2 separate regions of the Homo sapiens genome follow, and region 1 is linked to region 2. The links are chromatin loops, found by intact Hi-C in ENCODE. Cell type or tissue: heart right ventricle. All regions are shown on one strand. Links, peaks and the distances in the headings refer to the core of each region. The heading gives the core; the rest is flanking DNA.

What was found. Hi-C counts contacts between places; a loop is a spot of excess contacts. Peaks named below come from ENCODE experiments on the same cell type or tissue, not always from the same donor. Only the 100,000 strongest peaks of a DNase experiment are listed, where the experiment ranks them.
Region 1: it touches region 2 in a loop (5-fold over the local background); 62 of 110 quality-filtered maps call a loop at or near these places.

Annotation. Positions count from the first base shown.
Region 1 is chr20:38,207,407-38,211,877 of GRCh38, forward strand. KIAA1755 reads right to left here. Exons shown (of 14, transcript NM_001029864.2): 14 at 3,097-4,471. Among named protein-coding and RNA genes, the nearest start is that of TGM2, 44 kb to the left of the region's middle. In heart right ventricle, for the core only: no CTCF peak of the experiment used is centred there; a DNase peak (open chromatin) is centred at 1,765; H3K27ac peaks cover 2,415 bases.
Region 2 is chr20:37,562,447-37,566,917 of GRCh38, forward strand. No RefSeq gene overlaps it. Among named protein-coding and RNA genes, the nearest start is that of LINC01746, 6.4 kb to the right of the region's middle. In heart right ventricle, for the core only: CTCF peaks have their summits at 2,181 (motif pointing right) and 2,384; a DNase peak (open chromatin) is centred at 2,159; H3K27me3 peaks cover 2,500 bases.

The sequences.
Region 1 (4,471 bases), core at 642-3,141, 640 kb after region 2:
TGCTAGCATTTTGTTGAGGATTTTTGCATTTATATTCATGAGGTATATTCATAAGTTTAGTAATTTTCTTTGTGATGTCCACATTTGGCTTTGATATCAGGATAAGAGTGGCTTCGTAAAATGTTAGGAAGTGACTTCATTCCTTTTTAATGGCTAAATAATATTTCATTATGTGTATATTTTTAAAATCCGTTTTTAAAAAATCCATTCAACAGCTAATCAACATTTGGGTTGCTTCTACTTTTTGACTATCAGAAATAATTCTCAATAAGCATTCATGTATAAATTTTTGTGTGGATATGTTTTCATTTCTCTTGGGTATTGACCTAGTAATGGAATTGTTTGGTCATATGATAACTTGATGTTTCACAGTTTGAGGAACCGGCAAACTGCTTGCCAAAGTAGTTGCACCATTTTACATTGCCACCAGCAGTGTATGAGAGTTCTGATTTCTCCACATCTTCACCAACACTTGTTATACGTCTTTTTATTATAGCCATCTTTGTGGATGTGAAACAATATCTCCTTGTGGTTTTGATTTGCATTTCCCTGATGGCCAGTAATGTTGAATATCTTGTCATGTGCTTATTGGCCATCTGTACATCTTCTTTGGAGAAAAGCCTATTCAGGTCCTTTGTCCAGTTTAAAATTTACTATTATTAATAGTAGTATTTAGCTGTGAGAGCTTTTTACATATTATTGATACAGAATATTATCTTTTATGGGCCCACACTTGCAACTCTCTTCCAAGGTCTGCCCTGGAGCTACCAGACTCTGCTTTGTGCCACATGATTCTGCAGAAAGCCTGAAGTGCCTTGGAGGTGTAAAATGTCCTCCAGAGTTCCCCCACGCAGTCAGGCAGAGGCAGGGACTTGGTCTGAAATTGCACCTTGGCTTCCCTCCCTTCCCTGTTCTGCTTGCCTTTCTGGTTTCTCTTGTGATCACCTCTTCAATGAATCACCTGTACCTGAATCCTCACCCCTAGGTCCACTTCTGGGGAACCTGACCCCAGAAAAAGCTTGGAATGGCTGAGGAAATGAAAACAAGTTAGTGCTTCTGGAACTCAGAAGACATGGAGATTGAGATGAGGCTGAAGTGGAGGGCAGAGGCTGACAACACAGGCTTTGTAGATCACAGAAAGGTTGGATTTTCTATCTGGAGAGCTATGAGGTGCTACTGTTCAGGGTTAAGCGGGGCTGACATTATATTACATTTTGAAATACCCCTCTAGTTTCTGGGTGGAGAACAGATGAAGGGGATCCAAGTGACTGCAGGAAGACCACTGCGGACCCTGTTATAGTTGTCTGGGGCTAGAGGATGGAGGCTGGGATGAGGGTGAGGACGATGGAGGGAGAGAGAAGTAGAAGATAACAGAGAGATCAGGAGAGTGGATTTAGGGGTTAAGGGGAGGTTTGAGGACAACTTGCAAGTTTCCAGCCTGGGTACCTGGATGGATGGTCAGTGCACAGAGAGGGAAGCAGGACTGGAAGGGCAGGTCAGAGATTCCACATGCAAAACACCACCAGTTTTCCTTCCTGGTCTGACCTAATCCCTCCATTTCACAGATGGGGAAAGGAGGTCCTAAGGAAGTACCTGACTACCCAGAGTTCCCCAGCATGCCCCAGGCAGAGGGCAATGGGACCCCCAGAGTCCTGCCGCCTATCCAGAGCACTTACCCTACAGGGGACTCTCTGGCTCTGGCCTCAGAGAGCTATTTTCAGCTGGGGTTTGAGACGAGGCAAATTTGTCCTGGGCTGGAGGCCAATTCACAGCCCCTGGAGAACAGGACATCTCTGCTTTATGAGGTCAGACTGTATTCTGACCCCAGCCAGCCACCCTGTCTGGGTCTAAAGTGGGTGTGACAGCCACCCTGTCTGTGTCACAAGGGTGTGAGGGGCCTACCTCAAAGTGGCTGACAAAACACACGCTCATCCACAATCCTGGGTTTGGCATTGATCCAGAACCAGGCCCAGACCCTGTGCTTTCCCCTTCTTGGCCCCTTTCCTGGCTGTGTGACCTTGGGCAAGTCATTGCCCCTCTCCAGGCTTTAGTCTTCCCATCTGTAAAATGGGGCCATCTCAGAGTATGACTTCTGTGACCCAAAGGGTTGTAGTAAATATCAGATGGGAAATAGATGGACAAAAAGTGCTTTGCGAACTGTAAAGTGCCTAGACTTCTATTGGGGCTCAGTCCTATGTCTGCCCCACATCACTGCCCAGCAGTGAAAAGTCTTTTCAAAGCTTTGTTCCTTCACAAGATGGCTACTCCTCTGGAAAGGAAGAAGTCTTGGTGTGGAACACAAGGATCCAGAGATCTTATTTTCCTGACCCAGCAGGCTTGGCAAATCCAGTGGACAGATGGAAAAACTGAGGAGCACCTATCTACTCAGAGGCACTAGGCTGTTAAGCCTGGATTCAAAAGCAGGGCTCTCCAAGATGAGAAAGATCCTCATCCATCCAACGCCTCCATTGGAAAGATGGGGTAAACTGAGCACCAGAGAGAGGAAGCAACCTGCCTCGGGTGACCAGGCCATCAGCAACAGGGCAGAGTGGCACCTGAAGTGCCTGACTTCCAGGCTGTGCTTCTCTTTCTGTCTCTTGCCTACCAGCCCCTTGAGCTTGAAAAAAGTGTTCCCATCACAGTGGGATGTTGACAGTCACATCACTGGCTGACTTGGGGTTCCTTGAAAGCCCATCTTCTTCCACCACAGCAGGCTTCAAACTTTGTTTAAAAATCCCATGGAGGGGCACTGTGGCCTCTGCCTCCTCAGAGCAGTCTCTCAGGGGCTGAGGCTTTGCTGATTCAAAGCTATGTCATCACTCGCAGGGAATCTCTGGGGGAGGCCATGCCATGCCATGCCCCTACTGTGGGCATATTTGGGCAAAGTCAATAAACTAGGCCCAGATCAAGTCCAGCTCTGCCCCTCACTGTGGCACTGGGCAAGGTACCTCCAAATCTCTCTGAGTTTCAGCTTTGTCCTCAGTAAAATAGGGTGGAATCAGTCCTCATAATGTTGTAAAAAAAATTCAACAAGCCCTGTAAAGCTTTTAGAGGATTTAGCTCAAAGCTAGGCACAAAGAAAATGCAAAAGAAATGTTAGCTGTTATTATTCGATATTTTTATACATTGTTACTCATTATGACATTTCATTTCTGCATTCCCTTCTTCCCCAGGGGATGCAGTGAGGGGAGAGATTGTTGGGGTACAGTTCTTTCTGGGGACAGAGGGATGCACAAGGTAACCTTGGGGACTCCTCCCGCCCAAGTATTCTTAGATTACCTGTGCCCGCTTTGCCCCCCTTCCTTCTAGCAGTAGCTGTGGTCTCTCACAAGTCAGTTTCCATCCCAGCACCCCAGTTTCTGTGGCTCCCTGCCTGTGGTACCCACTGGCTGGATGCTGTTGCTATGGCAACAGCATTTTAAAAGCCGTCGGCCCTCTCTGAGGCAACAGGCATGGATGGAGATGGGCTGATCAACGCCTCTTGCATCTTTGGGCCTGTCTGGATGGAAGGCAGGGAGGGGAATGCAAGAATCAAACCTGGCTTTGGGTGGAGGACTCAGGCCCCAGCCCCGGGTGTTCCCCAAATGCACCCCCACTTTGCTGAGTCACACAGGAAGAGCACTTGGCTACAAACGCAGATTCCAGCCACCTGCCAGCACCAAGAGTCTATTTTAATGTCTGGGGTAGGATTCCCTAGGAAGCCTTTTGACCGGCTCTGCTCATGGCTCTGAGGCAGGCAGGCCCTAGACCACACCTGGGGAAGTCTTCAGTCTTGGAAGATTCCTGAAGCCATTTTAGGTATCAAGTGTGTGACTCTTGGCTGAGACAGCTCCTGAGAAGCCCTAGTTGTCCTCCTGTGCCTGGCCCAGGCCTGCCTCTCTCCCCTTCACAGCCTCATTGTGGGGGACCTGTGCCCCACAGCCTCTTTCTGGAGCCAGGAAAATTCAGAGCTAGGTGACCAAGAGGCCACTTCAGTAATGCATCCTACTGCAGAGGTAAGGCAAACACTTTCAGCTTAATGACACTCCAGAGAGGCGCTGGCAGGGGCCACTCTGGCCAGTATGAAGGGTGGGGCTTCTGGATGCTCCATCTAAGATCCGACAGATAGGCCCCTTCCCACGGTCCCCAACCACCAGGACCCAGCTGCCCACAGAACCCCAATGGTACTGGGCCACAGAGGCTGGGCATAGAGAAGTGGAAGTTGGGCAGGGAAGGGGACAGAAGACATTGAGTTCAGGGAGGCTTGGTGGGGAGGTGAGAGAGAGGAGGGACCTCTAAGGCGGAGAGGATTCTCTCTGGAGGACAAGGACAAGGTTCCACAGGGTTCCTTGAACTTGAGAATGAAGGTCCCATGCCTGCTGAAGAGGCCTTGTGAGACAGGGAGCACAGAAGACATGTCCTTCCTTTCTAAGCACAGGAACCGGCCTCTGGCTCCAGGAGGCAATTCTCTTTGCCAAGACCAATGGAGCTG
Region 2 (4,471 bases), core at 1,164-3,663:
CAGGAAAGGGGTCCCGATCCAGACCCCAAGAGAGGGTTCTTGGATCGTACACAAGGAAGGATTCAGGGCAAGTCCACAGAGTAAAGTGAAAGCAAGTTTATTAGGAAAGTAAGGGAATAAAAGGATGACCACTCCATAGACAGAACAGCCCTGAGGGCTGCGGGTTGCCCAGTTTTATGGTTATTTCTTGATATGCTAAACAAGGGGTGGATTATTTATGCCTCCCTTTTTTAGACCACATAGGGTAACTTCCTGACGTTGCCAAGGCATTTGTAAACTGTCATGGCGCTGGTGGGAGTGTAGCAGTGAGGATGACCAGAGGTCACTCTTGTCACCATCTTGCTTTTGGCAAGAGCTTCTTTACTGCAACCTCTATTATCAGCAAGGTCTTTATGACCTGAATCTTGTGCTGACCTTCTATCTGATCCTATGACTTAGAATGCCTTAACCGTCTGGGAATGCAGACCAGTAGGTCTCAGCCTGATTTTACCTGGCCCCATTCAAGATAGAGTTGCTCTGGTTTACACACCTCTCATATAGGGACATATCTGTATGTTTTCATGTCTCTTGGGTATACCTAACAGTGGAATTGCTGGATTACCAACTGGCATTATATTACCTATATAATATGAGGTATTATACAGGTAAGCTCCAGGAGGACAGAGACTGCTCATTACAGAATGTGCACAGTGCCCAGCACACACATGGCATGTAGCCAGTGCTGCAAGTCCACCTGAATGAGTAAAAAGCCAGCCAGCCTGATTTCCAAACTTAAGGGCTACACCCAGGAATTTGTTGTTCTGCCTCCTCCCCATCCACAGGCTACTGCTGGGGTTCCTGGCAGGTGTGGGGGCTGGGAGGGGAAGGGAGTTGGGGGAGGGGGCCTGGACACTTTTGTGAACCCTGTTGAGGTTGACAAAGGAGAGGGGTCACCATGGTCATGCCAGGGGTCTCTATCCCACACCTGGAATTTCTCTTAGGGCTTCCTGTGATGCTGAGATGGGGCAGCTGTGTCCCTGGCCCCACTCTTCTCCCTTGATGAAACTGCCTTTGCAGAAATTATAACAGTAAGAAAATTAGGACAGTGAAAGAGACCCATCTAACCAACCCCTATCTTGCCTTTCACCTCTAAACTGCCCTTAGGCATTCCTGGGCTTGGGCCAAGCTAACTTTGGGAGACATTTAGTTTATAGTTTAAACGATAATAGCCCATCTCCCAAACTAAACCGCCTTTGTAAAGATAATGAAAGAGCACTAGGTTAGGAAGATGAGAAGTGCCTACATTCTGCTAAGGTGGAGCTGTAACCGATTATCAGTCATTATTCCAGAGGCCACAAGATTCGCAACTTCTCCGGTTACTCCTGCAAATAACATCACTCTTGGAGAGTCCAAGATTGACTTTTTGAGACAAGTTTTCAGGTTTTTTGGCATTTCTTACTACCAATGGCTGGGGCATGGGGGTGCGGGTGGCACCCCAGTCCTGTGGCCCCACCCAGAAGCGGACTCAGCACCCCAGGACAATTTTCCACACCCCTGGGATTGCATCCCCAGCCAGTCAGCAGCACCCATTTCCTGGCCCGCCAAACTATCCTTGAAAAACTCCAGCCTCAGAATCTTCAGGGAGGCCGATTTGAGTACAAATAAAACTCCCGTGTCCAGCCAGCTCTGAGAAATCTGGCTGTCTCCGGGCAGCGGGCAAGGTGAACCCACGGGGTGGTTACATGGGGACCCAGGCTGTCTCTTGTATGGGGGACTTATGCAGGCCCAGCCCCTCCCCTTCTCCTTCCCACCCTCTGAGCGGCCTCCAGGACGCACTCGCGTGAGGAAACCCGGCCCGCGTGTCCGAGTTCTGTCCACGCCTTCTGCCAACAGCTGTCCTTTGCTCTTCGGGGCTCCTGGGACCGCGGGAAGGGGCCGGGGTTGCCTGGGGAAGGGGTGGGTGCACCTGTGTGCATGGTTTAGGGGTCTGGAGTCTTTGAGGTCGGTGGGTGTTTGTGTCTCTGTGTGTCTGTGAATCTGTCTCGTCTGTGGTTCCAGGCCTGGTGGCGCTGCAGACCCCAAGAGGCCGCCCTCCGCCTTCAGACAGCTCCCGCCGCCTCCCGGCGCCTGGGAGGAGACGGTGGGAAAATCGCGGCGGCGACGAGAGCCCGGCCTGCTCTTTCCGTTCCGCTCCCGCAGGGGGCGCCAGCGCTCCGTGGAGAGCGGCTGCGGCCCCAGAGACCACGCTCGGGCCGCCTGACGCCCAGAGCCCCCAGGAAGGGGAAACTGAGACCCAGGGAGGAGAAGGGAGGCTACTCAGACCTCCTAAATTCTAGTCCCAAATTCCACAGCACCAAGCTTGTCCCTAGACTTAGGAAATGCAGTGGGAGCGCTGTTCTCTACCTGGGCTGCACAGGCTGGCTCAGAGGTGGGGGATTGGACTCAATGACCTCTCAGTCCCCTCAGAGACCCTCGCCAGCTGTGGGGAGGTCCGCCAGCTCAGGGATGAGGTCTGGAGGGTAGGGCTGGGGGGACTTGGCCCTCTGGAAGTTGCTCACTGTGAGGGCTAGGTTGAGGACCCATTTATTCATCTGTAAAATGGGTGTGTAGGGAACAGGCATGTTCAGTTTTCTCCCTTGCTTTCGGCTTCATCCTAGCGCAGGTCAGAAGCTTAAGGGGAGCCTGGGCCAGCGTCCTGGGCATCCCATCCTTGCATTCTCCAGACATGACCACCTCCAGACCCTGCTCATTCCTAGACCTGCCTACTGGACCATGGGATGGTGATCGCGCCTACAGCATCCTTACCTAAGCAGCCCGACTCAAAACGATGAATTGGACCAATCAGTTATTGCCCTCCTGTTCTTCTAGAACTGTATACAGACACCCATTGTCCGTGGCCTTGTGCTGGGTGCCGGGGAGAGAGCAGTAAACAGAAAAGTGAGGCTCTGCCCCTAGAGACCCCACCGTCCAGAGAGAGGAGGCAGCGTGCCAAGCAAGTAAACAACAAACCAACAAACAATTACAAAGTCCTGTGAAGGAAACCAAGAAAGGGCAGACAGAAAGGACGACTGAGGAGGGGGAGGCTGCTCTTAGCTGCAGCTGTCAGGGGAGTTCCCTCCAATGAGGCAGCATTTAAACCAGGAGCTGAAAGATGAGTTGGAGTCAGCCATGCAGAGGCGAGGTCAGTGGAAAGGGTGAGCTAGGGCAAGGAAAACAATCAGACTCATCCTTTTATAAGATCCTCACGCTGCTGGGTGGAGAGTGGGCCTGGGCAGGGCGTGAAGGGCAGTCAGAAGGCCAGAGAGGACGCCGTTGCCATGAATCAGGGGACAGCTGCTGGTGGCTCAGACCAAGGTGGTGGCTGTGGAGGTGGTGGATTCTGGATGTATTTTAAAATAGGATTGGCGGGGCGTGGTGGCTCATGCCTGTAATCCCAGCACTTTGGGAGGTGGAGGTGGGTGGATCAACTGAGGTCAGGAATTCGAGACCAGCCTGGCCAACATGGTGAAACCCTGCCTCTACTAAAAATACAAAAATCAGCCAGGCATCGTGGCATGGATCTGTATTCTCAGCTACTCGAGAGGCTGAGGCAGGAGAATCGCTTAAACCCATGAGGCAGAGGTTGCAGTGAGCCAGGATCATGCCACTGTACTCCAGCCTGGGCAACAGAGTGAAACTGTGTCTCAAAAAAATAAAAATAAATAAATAAAAAAAATAGGGTTTATTTAATTTATTTATCAAATCAAATCAAATTGCCTTGAAGCCTTGGGTAGTTGGAAGTGCCTTTTTCCAAGGTGGGGACAGGTGTGTGAAACGCGGGATGGGCTGTAAGGGATCCCAGGACGGAATCCAGCCCTCCCTACGTATTCCCTGTCTTTGCAGGTAGGTTGTGGTTCTGAACTCAAGGATTAAGGCTTCCAAACTTGGTCCAGCTTCAGTATTGCCTGGGAGCTTCGGTCAATATGATTCTCAGGTCCCAGATCTTTTGACACAGAAGCTCTCAGGTGGCCCCTATGTGGGAGTCCCTGCCCCAGAGCCCAGCAGTTGTTTTCCCACTAGGACTGTGGTGACTCCCGTCTTCCTCTTCTAGGTGGCCAGACCCAGGTGAGGGAAGAGGCAGTGGTGGGAGAGTTTGGAGGGAGCGCCAAGAGACACACATGAGCAGAGGCTGCTGGAGAGTCAGAGATGTCGAGAAATGCCAGGGAAAAACAAGCTACCTTTTAATTTTGACCTCATTTCTAAATGATCACAGCTACCAAGGAAGATATTAATTTGCCTCCTGGGAAGTGGCTGGGGGAAGCACCAAGAGAAACTGGCAAGCAAAACAGGACCCAGAGGCTGAAGTCCTTGCACCGAGCACTTGCCAAGGTGGAGGTGGGGAGGGCTGGGACTCTGAGGGCCCTTTGGGTCCCTAGAATGATGCTAAGATAAGTCAGGCAGCTGCTGGCAGTCCAGTTCATTCTGAATCCATCCCACGAGAGGGGCTCAAATG